Linked DNA regions of Homo sapiens: region 2 is linked to region 1. Evidence: read pairs that join two places in POLR2A ChIA-PET (ENCODE). Cell type or tissue: Panc1. All regions are shown on one strand. Region 1 overlaps FAM186A (family with sequence similarity 186 member A). Region 2 overlaps LIMA1 (LIM domain and actin binding 1).

Region 1 (2,500 bases):
ACATTTGTTTGTCAAAGGACAAAAATCAACAGATTGAAAAGTCAACCTAGGAAATGGGAGAAAATATTTGCAAATTGTATATCCACTAAGGGTTAATATCCACAATATATAAATAACTTGTACAAACTCAATGTCAAAAAAAGAAAAACCAAAAAACCCAAATAGGCTGTGCACTGGTGGCTCACCCCTATAATCCCAGGACTTTGGGAGGCTGAGGTGGACAGATCAGTTGAAGTCAGGAGTTTGAGACCAGCCTGGCCAACACTGTGAAACCCCATCCCTACTAAAAATGCAAAATTTAGGCCGGGCGCGGTGGCTCACGCCTGTAATCCCAGCACTTTGGGAGGCCGAGGAGGGTGGATCATGAGGTCAGGAGATCGAGACCATCCTGACTAACACAGTGAAACCCCGTCTCTACTAAAAATACAAAAAATTAGCCGGGCGTGGTGGTGGGCGCCTGTAGTCCCAGCTACTCGGGAGGCTGAGGCAGGAGAATGGCGTGAACCCGGGAGGCGGAGCTTGCAGTGAGCAGAGATTGCACCACTGCACCCCAGCCTGGGCGACAGAGCGAGACTCCATCTCAAAAAAAAAAAAAAAAAAAAAAAAGCAAAACTTAGCCAGGCATGGTGGCACACTCCTGTAATCCCAGCTACTTGGGTGGCTGAGGCACAAGAATCACTTGAGCCTGGGAGGTAGAGGTTGCAGTGAGCCGAGATTGTGCCACTGCATTCCATCCTAGGCGACAGAGTGACACTCCATACCCCCCAAAAAACAAAAACAAAAACCCAAATAAACCAATTTTAAAATGGGCAAAGGATCCAAAAAAGATATACAAATGGCCCAAAAATATATGAAAATATGTTCAACGTAACTAGTAATTAGGAAAATGTAAATCAAAACCACAATGATATACTACTTCATACCCATTAAGATGGCTACTATGAAAAAAACAGAAAATAACAAGTGTGGGTGAGGCTGTGCAAAATTGGAACCCTGTGCACTGCTGGTAGGAATGTAATATTGTGCAGCTGCTGTGAAGAAAAGGATGACAGTTCCTCCAGATATTAAAAATAGTATCACTATATGATCTAGCAATTGTTCTCTGTGTATACATCCAAAAGAATTATAAGCAGGGTCCCTAAGAAATATTTGTACACTCATGCTCATAGTGTCGTTATTCACAATAACCAAGAGGTAGAAGTAACCCAAGTGCCCATTGACAGATAAATGGATAAACAAAATGTGGTATATATTTATATATATACACAATGGAGGCCAGGCACAGTGACTCATGCCTGTAATCCCGGCACTTTGGGAGGCTGAGGTGGGCAGGTCACTTGAGGTCAGGGGTTTGAGACCACGCTGGCCAACACGATGAAACCTCACGTTGCACTAAAAAACACAAAAATTAGCCAGGCATGGTGGCGGGTGCCTGTAATCCCAGCTACTTGGGAGACTGAGGCAGAAGAATCGCTTGAACCCAGGAGATGGAGGTTACAGTGAGCCAAGATTGCACCACAGCACTCCAGCCTGAGCAACAGAGCGAGACTTCATCTCAAAAAAATAAAATTTAATTCAATTTAATTTTTTTTTTTGAGGCAGAATCTTACTCTGTCACCTAGGCTAGAGTGCAGTGGCATGATCTCGGCTGACTGCAAACTCCACCTCAGGGTTCAAGTGATTCTCCTGCCTCAGCCTCCAGAGTAGCTGGGGTTACAGGCGCCTGCCTCCATGCCCAGCTAATTTTTGTATTTTTTAGTAGAGACGGGGTTTCACCATCTTGGCCAGGCTGGTCTTGAACTCCTGACCTCATGATCCATCTGCCTCTGCCTCCCAAAGTGTTAGGATTACAGGCGTGAGCCACCGTGCCCGGCCAACTTAATTTAATTTTAAAATATACATAATAGAATGTTATTCAGCCTTAAAATTGAAGGATATTTTGACATACACTACAATATGGATGAACCTTGAACAGACTATGCTGAGTGAATAAGCCAGTCATAAAAAGACAAATACTTTATGATTCCACTTAAATGAGGTATCTAGAATAGTTGAATTCATAGAAACTAAGTACAGTTGTGGTTTTTAGGGGATAAGGAGAAAGGGAAATGGATATTGTTGTTTAATGGATATAGAACTTCAGTTTTGAAAGGTGAAATAGTTCTGACTTTGGTTGCAAAATAATGTATGGCAATATATATTCACACTTAAAACTATTGTACTATATACTTAAAAATAATTAAGGCAGTAAATTTTATGTATATTTTACCACAATTAATTTTTTTTTTTAGACGGAGTTTCGCTCTTATTGCCCAGGTTGGAGTGCAATGGCATGATCTTGGCTCACGGCAACATCGGCCTCCTGGGTTCAAGCGATTCTCCTGCCTCAGCCTCCCAAGTAGCTGGGATTACAGGCATGCGCCACAATACCCAGTTAATTTTGTATTTTTAGTAGAGACGGGGTTTCACCATGTTGGTCAGGCTGGTCTCAAACTCCTAA
Region 2 (2,500 bases), 180 kb before region 1:
GAATACACAGCATTTGGCGTGCCCTGGAGAGCTTTACTGCAGCTGAGCTGAAACTCAGAGACTCAGATCCAAGAATAAGACCACATTTTTCTTTTTTTCCTTTTTAAGTAACTCTGCTAATCATGGCAAAATCAGCCTCACTCGTATCTACCTGAGGCTGGAACATATCCCAGCTCAGGAGAGCGAGCTTTTATGAGCCTTCACCCACACAAGGAGTGTCTCATTAACAATTCTTTAGTGGCTTACTACCTCCCACACCTGACCCACATCGGCTCTCTCTTTAATAGAGCCTTCACCCACATGGAGCAAAAAGTCTGTCTTCCTCCTTAACATCAAGTTAATAGATTGCTAGCTCACATAATTGACTAACCTTGAGCTTCTAACTAGCCAGACCTATCAGAGTCCCATTATTCCTATTCATTTCTCACATCAACCCTTTTCAATATTATTTAAGGTTTATGCAGCAGCAGCTGCCTAAGGGCCCCTTCTAGTTTCATAAAGACAAGAGGGTCCCGACATGGTAAAATGCCAACTCACAGCGGCTGCGGCTGTGCCTCCCCTTTATTTTCTATGTCCTGGGCTCTCAGCCACTTTTCTGTAATTGCCCCCATGTCTATTCAGACAACAGGAAGCATAGTCAGTGCCTAAAAATCTCTACCATTATCACAGGCCTGGCATACATCCTGCCCATGCCTTCATGGCATGCTCAGACTTGGCACAGCCATGTTTAAAACACTGCCAATACGACAATGTTAGACATTTTTTATCTTCACAGTATATTTTTTCAGTTAGTAAGAGATTTTTTTTTTCATTCCCCTTCTCCCACCATTTTGCCCCTACCAAGTAGAAAGTTAAACACCAGGTCTTATCAAAGTTCACATAGTCAATAACAGAAATAGAATTAAAACTGTAGGAAAACAGCCTGTTGCATGGCAGGAGTGATGCCATCTTGGAGTGAAACCACCATGCTAACTGGTGGTTTGACTCCTGCATACCAAGGTGGTTTGTTCTGCAGCAAAGTCTTTAAACAATGCCTGTAGCATAGATTATCCCTCATAAAGGGGTAGTGCCCAGAGCATAGACAACCCCTCATAAAGATGCTTATCCAATCGCTCCAGTGATAAGTTTTGCAAGAAAGTCAAGCGTGACTAGCTGCACATGTTTTATCCTAAAACCTTGCTATATAAAGGATATTTTCTGGAGGGCTGGTGCAGGGATCCACTGTCTCATGGCCTCCTAGACATCACTTCTGTTCATAAGCTCTTATTAAATGTTTCTTTCTGAGAAACTGGATTTGTCAGCCTCTTTCTTTGGCTTTTCAGCTCCCTCAGCCTTTGTGGGTAGGTCTGCATAGACCTGCTCACTGCACAAACTCAGAACTCCTGACTCACAAACCAAGAGAGCATTTTCTAAATTGTCCTGGAATGTTAAATTTCCACAGCCAAGGGAAACTCTTTGGGGAGGAGAGCAGATGCTAACCCAAATGAAATTAATCCCACGACAGCAATTTGAACAAACTATGGTCTTCCCTTTGTTTCAAATAAAAATGTGTAGATAATATCTTCAGGATATTCTAGAGTGAATGAGGTAATCTATAAATAATTGATGTTCATAAATACTGTCTTTCCCGTTTGAGGGATATTACAGACCCTCTGTTGATTACCATCTACTTAAAGCTGTTTTTCTAACAAATTTGCATGGCTTCATTTACATTCTTTTACCCTCTTGTCTCATATATTTTTTACTCTAATAAAGGCCCCAGTTGTGGTGTGTGTGGGAGGTAGGGGGGAGCAGCTGACAACAGACATTGATGTTAACTAGCCTTTAGACATAGTGAAAGAAGATGAAAATTCTGTATTGACGTCAAGCCTCTATTCCTCAGAATACCACAAAATGCCTTTCATTCCTTCCAATTTGTGTAAAATATCTAGGTAATGAAACTGAAATTCTTCACCACACAGCAAATGGTTGGGCCAGCCCTGTGCAGCCTTAACCCTTCCTCTAATTTTCTGTGAAACTCTATGAAAGCATTTTGGGGAATATTCATATCTTAAATAGAGTGCTCTACACAGAGAAGAAAGGACAGTCCTCTGAAAAGGCAGTAATAGTGAGTGAGTGAGAAAAGATTCTAGACACTCTTCTAGCATAATTTTGACAGCTTTGCAAGCCAGCATAAAACCTCCCACTGTGTCTTCAGGGGGAGGAACAGCTGGCAGGGTACCGAGAGGGGCAGTGCAGTGTGTGCTGCCCTCTCACGTAGAGTGCCATGTTCTCTCTCAACATTCATCAGCAAAACGCTGTGAGGAGGCCTGGGACTTGGTTGTCCCGTACACAGTGAGGGCAGACAGTTGTTCCCTAGGGCCAGTCACATCTCCTTGCCTCTTCCTTCCCTATCCTCTCCTCTGGGAACGTTTAGGGGATGATTTCTTTCAAATGGGAGGACATAAAGCCTAAGAGATCTCTGAGTCTCTTGAAGTAGAAAGGCCTGATACTTCTCACA

The links. Peaks named below come from ENCODE experiments on the same cell type or tissue, not always from the same donor. Only the 100,000 strongest peaks of a DNase experiment are listed, where the experiment ranks them.
Region 2: POLR2A ChIA-PET joins it to region 1 with 7 read pairs; 2 of 35 experiments call an interaction of 5 or more read pairs at or near these places.

What each region holds. Positions count from the first base shown.
Region 1 is chr12:50,369,542-50,372,041 of GRCh38, forward strand. All of the region lies in intron 1 of FAM186A (family with sequence similarity 186 member A), which reads right to left. Among named protein-coding and RNA genes, the nearest start is that of FAM186A, 26 kb to the right of the region's middle. In Panc1, no CTCF peak of the experiment used is centred here; no DNase peak of the experiment used is centred here.
Region 2 is chr12:50,185,477-50,187,976 of GRCh38, forward strand. The region is part of intron 9 of LIMA1 (LIM domain and actin binding 1); the gene reads right to left. Among named protein-coding and RNA genes, the nearest start is that of CERS5, 19 kb to the left of the region's middle. In Panc1, no CTCF peak of the experiment used is centred here; no DNase peak of the experiment used is centred here; H3K27ac peaks cover 2,500 bases.